2 separate regions of the Homo sapiens genome follow, and region 1 is linked to region 2. The links are chromatin loops, found by intact Hi-C in ENCODE. Cell type or tissue: heart right ventricle. All regions are shown on one strand. Links, peaks and the distances in the headings refer to the core of each region. The heading gives the core; the rest is flanking DNA.

Region 1 (8,338 bases), core at 147-8,146, 620 kb before region 2:
GCTAACCATGTACATCACCTGGGCCTGTCCCCCATTATGCATGGTGGGTTGGTGGGGAAGTCCAAGGAGGCAGACAACTGGTAGGCAGTGGTTGGGCTTTGAAGCCAGGTCTCCTGAATGCTTGTCCTGCTCTCTGCCAAGGCACCATTCTGCCTCTCCACACATCACAACTTTTATTTACCATGAAATTCACATAATTCCTCCCTGCTCTGCTTCCCTGGGCTCAGCCAGTCACTGACAGGCTAGGAGGCTAGGAAACAATGAGACACATCCAGAATATGGACTATTTACAAGAAAATAGCCCTGTACTGTTTAAAAAGTCAATGTCATAAAAACATAAAACAAAAGTAGTGAGGATGTTGTCAATTAAAAGAGGCTAAAGAGACATAACAATATCAATCTCTTGCAGTTGCTATGGGCTCAATTATGTCCCTCTTCAAAATTCATGTTTAAGTCCTAACCCCCAGTAGCTCAGAGTGTGAGCTTCTTCAGAAATAGAGTCATTGCAAATGTTATTAGTTAAGATGAGGTTGTAATGAGGTAGGGTGGACCCCTAATCTACTATGACTGGTGTCCTTATACAGATTGACAAAGTGTCAATCTCTGATGGGATCCTGCTTCTTTTCAAAAAGTCATTTTAGAGACAATCAAGGATATTTGAATTTAAACTGGATATTATAAACTAGGAATTATTAATTTTCTTAAGTATTACTTTATTATTAGTAGTATTATTATTGTAGTAGTATTTAATAATTAGTATTATTAAAGTATTTAGTATGACTAAAGTATGTAAGTATTGCCCTTTCTTAGGTATTACCATTCTGTAGGAGAATATCCTTGCTTTTAGGAGATACGTGTTTAAGTGTTTAGGGGTGAGGTGTACTGATGTCTGCAACTTATTCTCAAATAATTCTGAAAAATGTGTAGTCTACTGAGTACAGTAAATGTGGCAAAATGTTAACAGTTATTAAATCTAGATGTATGATATAAGTGTTCCTCTTTCAGCATTCTGTATCTTTGAAATTTTTTAAAATGAAAAGCCTGAGGAAAAATTATTCCTATAATCTTATTTTATATCCTCTATTTATTGAGGAAAACCTCCCTTCTTTTATTTCCATAAAAATGACAAAGGCCAGTTCCATCCAACTGAAATGGTCACACAACCCAGAGTTCAGGAACTCACAGGAGCAGTATAATGGGTATTAAGCCTGGATCTGTAGAAGATGGTCAGGTGTGGACAGTAGGGCTCCAGCCCCTGCATAGCTGGGCTTAAGTCCCAGCTTCTTTACTTTTTCCTCATTTAGTGGTCTTGGGCAAAGCACTTAAAACTTCTGGGCCTAGTTTCCTCAACTGTAAAATAAGGATAGTAATATGTTATTTGTTGTGAGAATCATATGTTACATTTGTACATGTTATGTAATATTTTTGTGTGTAACACCTACATGTAAAGCAATAGGCCCACCACAAGCAGTAGCTGTTGTGTTAAGTACCAAGGGCCATCTTGTGAGCCCCTGCAGGCAATTCAGCCCTATTGGAGAATGCAGAGAAAGTTACCTCAAGGAAGCAGAGTTGGGGATCTTGCAGGGCAGGTGGGGGTGGGCTCTGTCTCCAAAAATGGTAAGATAATTTTAGCAAATGAGATTGAATATACAATCAGTGTTCCTTCATAATTTTGGGTTAAGAGAATTAATGTATTAACTGTGAACATTTAAAGTATGTCACAATATTTAAAAATTCTGTTTTGGCATAACTTACTTTGTTTTTAAAGTGTATGGGGAGCCTCAAAAAATAGAAGGGTTGGTAATTGGAGATCTTTATGCAAAAGTATAGAACTTGACCTTTTTGTCACACAACATATAAAAATTAAATAGATCATAGACCTAAATGTAAGAGCCAACTGTAAAGCTTATAGAAGAAAAGATGGGAAAAAGTCTTAGTGATCTTGGGTTAGACAAAGATTTCTAAAATAGGATACAAAAAGGATGAGTTATAAAATAAAAAATTTATTAAATTGGAGTTCATCAAAAGACAGTGTCTTCAAAAGTCATCATTAAGAAAATGAGAAGGCAAGCTCTAGACTGGTAGAAAATGTTTGCAAAATATATGTCCAACAAAGAACTTATATCTAGAATATATGAAAGAATTCTTACAACTCAGTAATAAGAAGGCAACCCAAATTAAAAAATGGGTAAAAGATTTGAACAGACACTTCACTAAAGAACATATTCAGATGGCAAATACATACGTAAAAAATTGCTCAACATCATTAGTTAGAACCACAGTGAAGGCTGGGTGCAGTGGCTCACGCCTGTAATCCCAGCACTTTAGGAGGCCAAGGTGGGCAGATCACCTGAGGTCAGGAATTTGAGAACAGCCTGGCAAACATGGTGAAACTCTGTCTGTACTAAAAACACAAAAATTAGCCAGGTGTGCTGGCACACACCTGTAGTCCCAGCTACTTGGGAGGCTGAGGCAGGAGAATTACTTCAACCTGGGAGGTGGAGGTTGCAGTGAGCTGAGATCACGCCACTGCACTCCAGCCTGGGAGACAGAGAGAGACTCCATCTCAAAAAAAAAAAACTAAATAAAACAACAAAAAAACAATAACAACAAAAAATCCACAATGAAACATCACCACATATTCATTAGATGACTAAAATTTAAAAGACAAGACCAAGTGTTGACAAAGATATGGAGCAGCTGGAACTTTCATACACTGTTGGCAGGAATGCAAAATAGTAAGGCCACTTTGGTAAACAGTTTGGCAGTTTCTTATAAAGTTAAGCATATACTTAATGTAATTTTTAGCAATTCCACTTCTAAGTATTTACTCAAGAGAAGTGAAAATATATGTCCACAGAGACTTGGATGGGAATGTTTATAGCTTTATTCATAATAACCAAAAACTTTGAGGCAACCCAAATGCCCATCAGCTGGTGAATGGATAAACAAACTATACTGTGTCTATACAATGCAATGCTACTCAGTTAAAAAAAAAAAAGGAGTGAACAAAATCATGGAGGACTATCAAAAACATTATAGTAAGTGAAAGAAGGCAGACACAAAAGTCTACATATTACCTACTTCTACCTATACAACATTCTGACTATTTTAAATAAGGGGGTTCTGAGAAAAACAATCTAGTGGTGATGTAGAGGTGGCCTGACTTGCAGAGATTTCCAAGGTGGGGTACCTGGTAGGAGGTTGGTTTGGTTATCCTGGCTTGACCTTATGGGGTGTGGGGTTGGGAGTTGATTAGAGAAGGAGGTGTGAACCTAAGAGAATTGTACAGAGACCTGGCTTTTCATTCTGGCTCTGTTGGGTATAAACTATGTAGTATTGGGCAAATTACTTAACCTCTATGGGCTTCAATTTTCTCATTAGTAAAATAGGGTTAAAAATCTGGTCCTAAGGAGAGTGAGAGGTAAGCTGAGCTTGTAGTACCTCAGCTCCCAGAACTGAAGTAGAACTCTATGAAGATTAATTTCCTTCCCAGTTGGTTTCTTCCCCTTAACCCTCATTGACATGTGTGTCGCTCCTCCCCTCTGCCTCACTTCTTTAGGAAATGTAGGCACAAACCTAAGCTGGGTCAGATGTGTCCCCTAGCCAGCTTCTTCCCAGCACCAGCCCTCAGTGGGGTCTTTCTTTGGCATAGCTTAGCCGTAACCATTTCATGTGATCTTGGGCAAGTTAACTTCCTTTCCTGGGAGTCTTCTTTAAAGTGAAGAGCTTGGGTCAGATAATTGCTATGGGTACCAATTTCAGCTCATTCATTCAAGGACTCCCACCCAGAAATGACAAATCAGCAGAGTTTAACAAGCAGTTGCATATGGAAATTTGTGGGAGGAGTAAGATCCTCTAAGACCTTGGGCCTGAGTCTGTGGTCCATTCCTCAGTGGAAAGAGGGCCTTAGGGAAGAGTGTATTGGGAGGAGAAAGATGATGAAGTCAAGGTGGTTCCTGTTCCCCCTACCTCCCTGCACAACCCTCTACCCAGCAAAGTTTTGTCAGGTGGGTGGGGGCACTGTCCTTTCTTGAAGGAAAATCATTTCTCAGGGTCCAGTCCCCAAATGTTTTTAGCCAGAGGTGCCAATCTCTGCTCTCCCTTGGCACATCAGGTTTATCAATAGCTTCCAACGAATAGTGACCTGTTGCTATATCCCAGCTTCTTCAAGGAATAATGTCTTATGATTTCTGTCAGGCTTAAATGCCAGAGCAATGAAAACAACAACAACAGGAAGTAACTCCTCAGCTGCCTTCTTGGAGGAGTTGCACAATTGGGGTTGTTTTGCTGAGTGAGGAATCCAGCATGCTTGCCTTCCTTGTCTGTATTCCTTGTGATGATTAAGACATTTCACATGAGAATAAACTGCCCATTCAGGGAGTGGTTCAGATCCTGGGACTCACCAGACACTGAAAGGGTCTGCTTCCCTGGATTTCCTCCTGTCCTCCCTCTGGCCTCCAGGAGGCAATGCCTTGTCTCTGCAGCGGAAAATGAGGTGCCAGCCCTGACTTGTATGGCAGCGAGAGGCAAAGCACAATCAGGAGGCATGGGGCGTGGCTGGCAGCACAGGTCTCCACAGGCCAGCAGCACCCACTGCGTGGGGGAGGAAATGGCAGAGCACCGCTGTCAGCCCTATGGCTTTCTCCTCCAAGGCAGATTCTTCCAGCAGAAGGCTGAGCTGCCCCAGGGGAAAGAGCCAGCGAAGAGCCACTCACCTCCCAGGCTGAGGGTGATTGATTTCAGCCAGAGATGCCCTTTTTCTTCAAGCTGCAGTACACAGTAATTTCCCAGTTGTCCTGCTGCATCAACCTGAGTTCTAGCTAGACCAGTATTTTGTCTCTGATGGGCAAATATTTTGTAAAAGACCATGTAGTCACACAGGCCTGGGACTGGATCATGGTTCTTTCCCTTAGATGAGTAACTTAGCTCTTGTGCCTCGGTTTCCCCATCTATAGGAGATTGGTAAACCCACCTCAAGGAGTCAGTGTGACAAGTCACTAAAGGAATGCAAAACATTCAGTGCAGTGGTCTGTATGTGGTATATACTCCGTAATGATGATCAATTTTACAGTTGTTTTTAAGACCCTGCACGCAGACAAGGATCACATATCCCAGGCTGTTTTGGCAATACAAAGGTTTATTTTAGTATCGCAGAAGTTCTCAAAGTGTAGTATGCTGACCAGCAGTATCTGGAAACTGGTTAGAAATGGAAATTCTCAGGCTTCACCTTGGATCTCCTAAATCAGAAACTCTGTAGGTGAGGCTCAGCAATCTGTTTCAATAAGCCTCCTAGGTAAGGCTGATGCACACTCGAGTTAGAAAACAAACTGTGCTTTTTCTGTTGTTGCAAATTCGAGCTAAGAAAATTTAAAATGGTATCACATGATATGTTAATCAGTCTCACTTCATGTACTAAATTTGAAATAATGCCAATCATTATGGTTTGTATCATTTTAAAGCTGAAGGGCTGAATGAATTTTGAACAGTATTTATACTTTACCTACTTAGTAGTGTCTTTTTAGTTGATATCACTTAGAATGCTTTTGGTCACAGATAACAGAAGATTCTGACTCAAATTGGCTTAAGAAATAGGGAAACATATTAGTTAACATGATAAGAATTCCACAGGTGGGGGCATCTGGAAAACATTATCGGGGGACTTGGCTGCTCTGTGATTCTCTCTGTTCTATGTGCATCTCCGTATTGGTTTATCCTGAGGATGGGGACCTTATGGCTGTAGCAGTTCTAGATGTCACACCCAGACTTGACAGTGTTTTGAGAAAGAAGCCTATTTGTGTAACTCTTTAGGACCCAGGAAGGCTTTCCTATGAGATTCTGGAAGACTTCCACTCAAGTCTCATTGGTTATTCCTAAATTACATGCCCACTTCTAAACCAGTGACTAGCAAGAAGAGAAGAACATAATTGGTTTATGTCAATCTCTTGTGGCTGCTATGGGTTGAATTGTTTTCCTCCACAAAATTCATATTTCAATTCCTAACCCCCAGTACCTCAGAATGTGAGCTTCGTCAGAAATAGACTCATTGCAGTTGTTATTAGTTAAGATGAGGTCATAATGAGGTAGCGTGGACCCCTAATCTACTGTGACTGGTGTCATTATACAGAGGGCAAATTCAGAGACTCATTCAGGGAGAACAGGGAATATGAAGGCAGAGTTTGGGGTGATACAGCAGAAGCCAAGGAATGACAAATCCTGGAAAGCAGCATGGAACAGGTTTTCCCTCACAGCGCTTAGAAGGAACCAATCCTGCCAACAACTTGATCTTGGACTTCTATCTTCTAGAACTGTGAGACCATACAGTTCTATTGTTTAAGCCACCCACTTTGTGGTACTTTGTTATGACAACCCTAGCAAATTAATACTAGAGGGAGGACTAGATGTTGGGGAATCCATCACCATGACCACTGTGCCTACCATTAGGTAGTGAATGTTAAATTAATATCTCTACTACAGTGTATGTCTAAAATGTGAGAAAAGCAGCAGCATGAAATAAAAGGTGCCCAGGCTTTGGAATCCAGAGATCTGGGTTTAAGCTATGCCCCTGACTAGCTATGTGACTTTGAACCCTTTAACTGTGAAGTCCACCACTGAGATATGAGATGGGATATCCATGATCAATTATTAGCATAAAAGATTTCAAAGACATTTCCCTCCCTCAGTCCACCAATGAGAATACCCACCAATTTTCCACCTGCTTCAATTCTATCCCTACCTCAATTCCTCTCTACCCCACCCCACACCAGGCAAGTTTGAAGTTGTTTCTGAAGAACTAATTGAGTAGAGAAGGACAAGAAAGTAGAAAAGAAAGAAGAAAGAGAGGAAGAACTTAGACTTTAGGGAAGGAAGTCAGTCTGTAGAATAAAGATTTAAGAGAAGGAAGGGAGGAGATGAGGGGAGAAAATGTTGAGATGGCTGGGAGTAGAGAGAATTTTGAGGGCCTTTAGCCAGTGAAGGGCATCAGTGAGAGTGGAGTATACGAGATTTAGGTAGAAGAGAAAATAGATTTTCAAGGAGATTTGTTAGGGGTTATGGATTAGATCTCCCTATTACATTTTCAAAAAACTCCAATACATAATGGAGTTTCTGAGCTTTGGATAGAGAATGAAGTTAGATTGCACATTTGCCCTTCAGGAGTACTTAATTAAAGAATTTAAACAATAATAAAAAAAATTAAGCCAGCTCCTGTCCTCCAGCCCCACCCTCACCCCCCACCCCAGCAGCAGCCAGTCAAGGAAAGGGGTACAACTTCATGCTAGGAAGTTCAAAAAGTGGCGATCGAATAATAAAATGAAGTCTAGCTTGACTTACCATGACCCGTAAAAGTTTCCAATAAGCTATTCTGATGGAAGAAGGTAAGTGAAAAAACTTCTGAGAATTCACATGACTATGTCCTAATCTGGAGAGAAAGGAACTGAGGTAAGACTGCCAGCTTAGACACAGGATATGTAGTCAAATTTGAATTTCAGATAAACAATGAGTTTAGGGGATGCCTTATGCAGTATTTGGGACATAAATATACTAAAATATTTTTTTTTGTCTTTCTGAAATTCAAATGTAACTGGGTGTCCTGGGATGAAGATGATGATAATATTGATGATGATGGCTAAATCTGGCAACAGTAGGCAATGAACAGGCATTCTGTAGAAAATTAAAAAACAAAACAAAACAAAAAGGCTTAAATAAAAGCCCCTAACTATTCTAGAAAGGCCACAGTGGATATAGGGCTCACTGGTCCTTGAGTTCTTTTCCTGAATGGAGGGACCATTATAAAGCCTCAGGGGAGCTGCCTGTGGACTTTATTAAAATCCCAGTAGAGAGAGAGGCAAAGTCCTTCAGGCTTCATGTCACTTACAAATGAGTTCTTCTCCTCCCTACTGTACCCTGAGGCTACAAAAAATTGGATAGACTTGAATTACCCCAGCCTCTAGAAGCTGGAGAAGACAAACAGCCTTTAGGAACAGTAGGATGGAGTCCATAAAGGAAGTTTTTTCAGAGCCACCTACACTATAATGAGCAAAATAAAAAGGTATGAATCACAAATATGAAAGCAAGCAATAAGTAGAAGGTAAGGAATAGATGAAGAAGTCCCCCAAGGAATAGGAGAAAATCTCCTCTGGTCATTTTGAGGCAGCTGGTTTTTGTTCCGATTTTTATAGCAATGAAAGAAAAAGAAGAGAAAGCAAAGGTCTTAGATTTTTGGTTAACTCACTGCTTTTGGGAATTAATGATTAGGGAGATAATCACAGATACATAAGAAACAAACAGACAAAAACTATATATTTTAAAGGATGTTCTGTTGTTTGTAATAGCAAAA
Region 2 (8,338 bases), core at 305-8,304:
GCTAGCATTGTGTCACATATTCTTCAAGTTACTTCCTCTTCCTTTAAAAATAAAAAAGAAATTAAAACCTTTAGTAAACTTATGTGCCCTACAAAGGGGCCACACATCAATCTGAGCTATATTCCTTTCTCTTCTCTTTCTGCTTCACTTCCCATGGGAAACACCACCTTGTAGTCAATTTTGTGTATCTTTACAGAGTAAATACATATAGTAATAAGAAATCCTAATAGTAATATAGTGAGTACATTTTAGTTTCCCACAAATGATATACAACATATATATGGCCTTACAACTTTCTTTTTCATTCATCCATGTGTCTTAACTATCTGTGTTGGTATATAAAGTTTATTATTTCTAACTGCCATATAATATTCTATCTGTGCTTTTTATTTATATAATATTTTATTTTAACTTCTAATGTAAATTAATTTAGGAAGGAAACTCTATGTGTCTTAGTTCATTTTCTGTTGCTTGTAATAGAATTCCTGAAACTGGTTAATTTATAAAGAAGGGAATTTATTTCTTACAGTTATAGAAGCTGAGAAGCCCAAGGTTGAGGGGTCACATCTGGTAAGGATCTTCTCACTGGTGGGGACTCTCTGTGGAGTCCGCAGGTAGTGCAGGGCATCCCGTGGTGACGAGGCTGAGCATGCTAGCTCAGGTCTCTCTTCCTCTTCTTGTAAAGCCACCACTCCTGTTCCCACCATAACCCATTAGTTCGTTAACACATTAATCCATTACTCTATGAATTGGGCTCTGCCCTTATGACCCAATCACCTTTTAAAGGCCTCACCTCTCAATGCTGCCACAATAGAGATTAAGTTTCAACATGAGTTTTGAAGTGGCCAAGTAGTCAAACCATAGCAATACGTTAACGCTATAAATGGGAAATGATCATTACTTGCCTTAAATAATGACACAAGGAAATAAATGCATGGCTATTAAAGTTAAAATATGAAATATTAAAAAATGACCAGAAGAATATTGTTCCCATATGACTGAGGGGAGAAAGGAGGAGGAAGGAATATGGCTGAAAATTGTGATCAAAATGGGCATAAATTTATCTAAAATGTTGTCATTATTTAAATGGAAGCTGATATTTCTTGCCTTAAATATTGATATGAGAAAAACTTTTTAAATGCACGGCTATTAAAATTAAAACAATCTCTAGTGTAAACCCTACTGTCAAATTATATACCACAGTTGTGCATGGACCATATCTTGGGAAATACAGCCTAGGTCATAGTTGAATGAGTGGATGAATAAAGATCTCCAGTGAGATTTCTGGCACTAACCAACAACTGGTGGTGGGCTGTACTGAGATTCAGATTTCCTTAAGTCCTGCCTACATACTGAATGACTCTCAGAGTTGACCACCTTCTTGCTAACAGCAATGGTAGCTGACCCAAAGTAGTGCTTGCTCCTCGGGGGCCAGGCATTGTCCACATTCTTTATACACATTAATTTAGACCTCACAACAGCCCTATTGGGTAGATATTCTTACTATCATCACCATTTTACAAATAAAGAAACTGAGGCAAAGAGAGATTAGATAGATTGCCTAGGGTCATATAGCTAGAGAGTAGAAGAGCTGGGTGTGACCTGGGGCAGGTAATGTCGGCTTCCTTACTGGGGGGAGTGGGGGGCAGTGGGCCTGTGTTAAAAGCCTCAGGGCAAGCTGGAGAACGACCCTGTAAATTCCAGGTGCACTTGTACTGAGGCCACAGCCCTCCAGCTGCCACAGTTGATCCCACCAGGCCCACCACACCCAGAGGGAAAGACCAAACTCAAATCCTGCCCATGCCTCCAGCTCTCCCAGACTCTCACTTCCTGTTCTCCAGTCCCTGCTGCTTCACTACCTCCATTCCCTCCCGATTTGACCAGCGGCACTGCTCTAGGTGGCCCCAATGAGCACCTGTTTGTGCTGGTCTTTGCACACCCCCTCCCCCCATCTCTTGGAGGAGGCCCATGCAGGCAGCACTGGCTGGAACTTGAGTTTGAGCCAGAGAAACAATTGAAGGGACTGGGCAAGCATGGGGAGTTAATTCTATCTAAGGCACAGACGGCATCTCCATTGAGGATACACTGACCAGCATCCCTGAAGAGGGCCAGCTCTGGAGTGGAATAAATCACCTTCACGTCTTTCCCCTTTGGGTGGCCTCTGACTGACTTCTTCGTCTTCCTGAAAGCTGTTGCCAAGGAAATCCTGAAATTTAACAGTAAAATCAAGAAAACCATCTTTTAAGGAGAGTTTTTCTAACCCCAGTTGCAGAAAAATCAAAGTGTGATAAACAGTATTAGTCTCCCTTCTTAAATCACCAATTATAATCTTTAGATTAGAAATATTATTTCCGGAATGAGGGAACAGAACCAGCCATTTATTAAATGCTTATTAGGGACTACACATTTTACCCAGGCCATCTTTATTTTCTCTTCTCAGCCTCCCTGAGGGGGGACTATTACCTCCAGTACTGGGGCTGACACACATGAGCAATGAGGCCAGGTGGGGTTGTCCATAGACACCTTCTGCATAGAGAGTGCCTAAGCTGGGCCATGATCTGTCTGGCTCAAAAGTTTCCTTTTGACCACGTTGCTTCAAGAGACACACATCAGGATCCCAGTGGCTGAACATGAACTTAACAGGGTCATGGGAAGGAGAGGCGAGCTCTGCCCCAGCACAAGGCCTCAAGACAGTGGTGATCCCAGTGACCCCTCAAAAGGTGATCACAGTGTGGAGCCCTTAGCTAGCATATCTCCTTTTATTTTAATCAAAAGCATGGAAGCTTGTTTTATCCTGTCTTGTCCCTCCAGATCTCTTCTCTACTTTCTCTATTCTGTTTTGGGCCCCAGGATCCTGACCTCTACCGACTTGCTTCATCTGAGTTCACCTTCTCTCTTGCTTCTGGCTGGGTTTAACCAAAGGAAGGTACCTGGATTAGCTACCAGGGTCTTGATTTCTTCATTGATAAAATCTGTGTAACAGCAGTCCCTATCTCAGAGTATCAAGGATTACATGAGTTAATCTGTAGAAACTGCTTACACAGTGCCTGGCACACAGTATATTCTCAGCTTGTTATTGCTATTATTTTTTCAACCATACATTAGATAATCTTGAGCAAATCCACAAAGCTTTTTGAGTCTCTGTTTCTCACCTGGGAACAGGGGTCAACGCCATCTCTCCAAGCCTGCTGTGTGAGTTGAACAGGAAACAAAAGCTTGCTCAGAGCAGGTGATGAGAGACCATTGGAGAAAGGATGTTTACTATGTTGAGCCATATGAAATCACTACTATTTGACCTACACACACGGCAATTTCACATAGTTCAGAGATGTAGCAATGTTAAGGGATACCAGAAAGGGATAGTGAAATATTCAGGGCTAGCATCATGGAAGCCATGACCATCCCCAGGCTGAAGGAGAAGTGGAAAGAGAATTACCAGGAGCAGTTAGTGGGCCAGCCGAAGAGCTGCAGCTGTAGGAGTGAGGCCAGCCCATAGGAATTGTGACCCTCTGTTGAAGAACAGGAGACCAAACTGGGACCCAGCAGAGAGGAAGTCAGAGGAACAAATACTCTAACCTTTTGTTCCTCCTGCCCTTCAGTTTTTTGCTGTTTTGTCAAACCCAGCCAGACAAGGAGAGGGAGCTTGGATGAAGCAGTCCATAGAGGTCAGCCTCCCAGGGCACAGAAGAGAGAAGGGTAGTGGAGGATGGATATGAAGGGCAAGATGGGAAAATAGCAAGTTCACATGCTTTTGGTTTAGACAAAAGAAGATATTCTACAGGGTGCAATGCTGGGTCTGGTGCTGAGTGGGTGCCTCCTTGCTATTTTTATTGTTACTGTTGGGGTTTTGAAGGCTAAACAGGGGTAAACAAGGATGGAAGGTTTCAATACAAAGAAAGAAACACAGCTTTTGAACAACAAAAGAACACACAAAGGGCACATTTGGGGGCTGTCCTGGATTGAACACAGCGTCTAACATTCCCTGGCTGGGCCCGGGGGCTGGCCTGCCCACTCCCTCTCCCCTGCCCATCCTTGGGGCCTCCCTCAGCTCCAAGGGAACAGGAAACAGGGCTTCCAATGCCCATTCACAGCTCAGGCTTCGCTGATCGTGTGAACAGCTTCAAGGTCTTTGGTAGAACTGGGGTTTAAACAGCAAATTGCATCAGAGAGAGGCTGTCTGGAGAAGCCATCAATCTTGTGGGATGTGTAATTTGCACAAGTTTGCAGACCTTCAGGACTGTTTCTGATAAATGAGAAACAATCACACTTGGGTAAAATATTACAGACTTTTATGGAGCCCATTAAAATCATTGCTGAAACCCTTCCTGCCTTCAGTCCATTCCCGTTCCATCCTCAGCATGGTCGCTGCACATCTTCCTAAACATCTCTCTCCTTATTCTTACCCCGCCTGCACCCTTTTTGGGCTCTGCTGAACAGGCAAAAGGATAGGGAGGAGCAATAGTGCCGTCTGCTGGCTGCAAGGGGCCAGGAGGAGGGATTATTCACACGCGTGTTTCTCCATCTGTTGTCTCATTCTACTCCCTGTGAGGACTGTGTTGTTACTTCCAGAGAACAGTGGTTCTCAACCGGGCTACATCTGGAATCACCTGGGAAGCCTCAAAACACTATTGAGGCTGGGTTCCACATCATTCATATCAGAGATGGTGGTGTCATTGGTCTGGAATGTGGCTTGGATTCTGGGATTGTTGTAAAATCCCTCCAGGTGATTTCAATATGCAGCCACAAAGCACTACACCTTAGAGCAGGGACATGGAAACCACCTGGAGGGGCTGGCAAAACAGATCACGTGGCCCCCACCCCACAGTTGCTGATGCAGGTGATCTGGGGCAGAGCCTGAGAATCTTGCATTTTAAGAAGTTTGCAGGGCAGGCTGAGCTGCTGGTCTGGGAACCCCACTTTGAGAAGCATGGCCTTAGTGAAAGCGAAGACTCAGATAGTTTAAGTGACTTGTTTGAGATCAATTGGTCCAGAGTGGATGTAGAATTGAAATCTGTTTATCTTTCTCCAGGCCTGGCTGGCTGAGTCTGTGCAGTGGGCTCTTCTTTTTCTCAAAATATTTCTGTTATTATTTATTTATTTATATTTTGAGACAGAGTCTCGCTCTGTCGCCCAGGCTGGAGTGTAATGGCATGATCTCAGCTCACTGCAACCTCCACCTCCTGGGTTCAAGCGATTCTTCTGCCTCAGCCTCCCGAGTAGCTGGGACTACAGGCGCACGCCACCAAAACCAGCTAATTTTTGTATTTTTAGTAAGACAGGGTTTTACCGTATTGGCCAGGCTGGCCTCTAACTCCTGACCTAGTGATCCACCTGCCTCGGCCTCCCAAAGTGCTGAGATTACAGGCATAAGCCACCGCACCTGGCCAATATTTCTGTTATTAAATGATCCCAGGGTCCACACCTGCTCCCCACCCTGATTCTAGGTTTATTCTCATAGGCCTCTGTTTAGCAGCCTTGCTGGATCATAACCCTGGGGGAAGGCAGGAAAGGAGCACTTGCTTAAAATATTTATTTGTAACCAGCTGTGTCTCCCACCACCACAAAGTCGGATTGGAAATGCCCCCTGAGGTAAGAGTTGGCCTCTCTGAGCTTCTCTTTTGAAGCGTAGCCCTTTCATTCTTCTCCTCAGAAAACCAACTCTGCCCAGCTGATACGTGAAAAAACTCATTTTTGACATGGGCTCTGGAGCCCAACAAACCTGGGTTCCAAGCAAGCATGCCTATTCACAGGCTGTGTGGTCTTGGGCACATTACCTAACCTTCCTGAGCCTTCCTTCTCTGGCAGCCCCACATGTATATAGTGAGGATTTAATAGCAAACCTTGGGTGTGGTTGCAGCACATTGTTTCTCCCCCATGCAGGGCAGAAGCAGGCTGTTTGTAGGGACAGACACAGCTCTCATCAAGACAGCACAGCCAACCACGAGCCTGCAGGGGTGAGCACAGAGCCCTTCTCTGGATGGCGCTGGCAGTCAGGCCTCCCATGCATCCCTTTGGGCTCCCTGTCATTCTCGGGTGAGGGAGGACATGAAGCCTGAACACAAGCATCCTCCTGCCTGAGGGCCACTCCTCACAGTCAGCAGCCTCTGCTGAGCTCCTGCCATCCTCTGGACTCTGGATGGGAGGTAATTTCACGCTTCTGGCTCTTCACACCCTGGTGATGAATGTGTGTAAGTGACCTTGGCCCCTTCAGCCACCACCAGCACACAGGATGATGTAATTGAATTTGTATACACCGTAAATTTTATTAGAGGAAAGCAATCTAGTTCCAATTCTGGTTCTCCGGAGTTACTGGATTGTGTCTGAGGATAAACTCGCTGGTCAGCTGGGTGGGGACAGAGGTCAGAGTCACAGCTACTGTCTCACTAGCTTTCATTGGGCACGATTAACAAAAGTGTACAGCAGCTGCAAAGGCACCAGATGCAGCGTGGTGGTGAGTGTTAAGAGAAGGGATGTGTGTGGAGGACTGCCCAGGAGCCAGCTCGCAACAGGAGCTCAACTGACAAGAATTTACTTTTGCTTTTCACGTTTGACTGTCTGCTCTCTGTCTTCCCCATTCCCTCATCTCCCTCCTCTCTCTCTTATTTCTGTCTTCTCTTCCTTCTCCAAAGATCTGCCTTCATTCCTGCCCCCTGAGCTGTGAGGCTTTGGTGAAGCTACTAGCTCACCTTCATAAGCCTGTTTCATTATGTGTGAAATGGAATCAATAACACCTATCTCAGGGGGTTATTGTGGAGATGGAGTGAGATGGGTGATGTGAAGTGATTGGCACATAGTCAGGTATCAACACATGTAAGGAACCTTTTTCACTGAAGCCCCTTTTGGTGTTTGAATGACTTGTCTGTAGGCACATGTTTGCCAGTTGCCATCTCTGAGTTAGACTCGGGCCCAATACAAGAGGGTCATCACAGCTGGTCCTCGGGCAGCTACCATCTGGCTGGGAAATCCTGGCATGCACAGATGTTTAACTCTCACAGGGCAAGCAGTGAGTGACCAAAGACAAGGGGCTGGTGGTGACCAAAGGTACTATGGAGCTCGTGGGAGGGGGAGGTTCTTGGTCAGGGAAGGCTTTCTGGAGGAGGTGAGCTTGAACTAGGACTTCAAGAATGGGTCACATTTGGGGAGGGTGGAGAATAGCAAGGAGGCTGGGCATTTATCAAGTACCTTCCTGAAGCCCAGAATCTTATACTGTCATTTTTAAGATGCGTTTGCTTAACCCTAAGTAACAGGCACTTTTTTTCTCCCTTTGATAGTTGCTGAAACCTCAATGATAGTGCCATTCTAGCAGCACCAGGTTGAAAAGAAATGCTCAAAGCTGTCCATATGCAGATATCTGTGAAAAAAAAATGTGAACTATTTTGTAGCATTGAAGGTAAATAATTTGTCCAAGACCACGCGGTCAGTAAGGGGTGGAGATGACTTGTAAACCTAGATCTATCTGGCCACAGGCTTTGCTTATAGCCACCCACATACCCACTGACTTATACACTCTCCTGCTTCCCATTTCTGCCAGGGACCCTTACCTGCTAGCCAAGTGAGGAGACAAGATCTTCACCTTTTGACTAATAGAATGCAGTGGGCCATGTATAGGACAAGCCACTGCATATGAGTTTGTAGGGGGTGTATGTGATCATAGACAAATTCATTAGAGGAGGTCAACCAGAGTCTGTTGACTACTGTTAACTGTTTATCAAAGGTAGACTTTTTGGGGTAGGAAAAAGGAGAAGGGAGTTTGGGAGAAAAACTTAAAGCTGATGTCATAAGAGGCACTATGCCTATCGGATTCTGTAGCAACAAAGGTCCATCTCCCTCATTTTGGTAATGGGGACAAGGTCACCCAAATTTGATTTCCACCCAACTTCTCAGAAACCTGACTATTTATGGAATACACCTGGGATATGCCTGCAGGCTTATATATTGTTGTTTCTGAACTTGACAGGAAAATTGGCTTTGATTTTGTTGAAGGTTTTCTGTTTTATTAATGTTGGATTTTCCTTCTAGATAGGAAAGCAGCTCAGTGATGTGTAAAACTTTCATTTTCATCTCTCTTTTTTTCCTCAGAATTTCATTCCATTTCATCACCTGCTGCTTCCTATCTAAGACTTTCCAGAGATGGATGGCAGTGTCCAGAAACCATTTTCTTACTCTGCTTATCTTGTTTGCTTAAACTCTGGCCTGGAGGGGCCTGCCTCTCCCTTGAGGAAGCCTAGGATTTTCACCTGATTTTGAGCCACCACCACACAGCAAACACCTTATGTTTATCTTTCCAGATTGCAGCATTTAAGCAGATCTTTGGAGGTAGAAAAGAACATGTGTTCTT

The links. Hi-C counts contacts between places; a loop is a spot of excess contacts. Peaks named below come from ENCODE experiments on the same cell type or tissue, not always from the same donor. Only the 100,000 strongest peaks of a DNase experiment are listed, where the experiment ranks them.
Region 1: a loop joins it to region 2, with 4 times the contacts of the local background. A loop is called at or near these places in 5 of 110 quality-filtered maps.

Annotation. Positions count from the first base shown.
Region 1 is chr3:139,430,575-139,438,912 of GRCh38, forward strand. All of the region lies in intron 3 of COPB2-DT (COPB2 divergent transcript), which reads left to right. Among named protein-coding and RNA genes, the nearest start is that of RBP2, 42 kb to the right of the region's middle. In heart right ventricle, for the core only: no CTCF peak of the experiment used is centred there; a DNase peak (open chromatin) is centred at 4,298.
Region 2 is chr3:140,047,070-140,055,407 of GRCh38, forward strand. The region is part of intron 1 of CLSTN2 (calsyntenin 2); the gene reads left to right. Among named protein-coding and RNA genes, the nearest start is that of CLSTN2, 120 kb to the left of the region's middle. In heart right ventricle, for the core only: a CTCF peak has its summit at 4,478 (motif pointing left); a DNase peak (open chromatin) is centred at 4,469.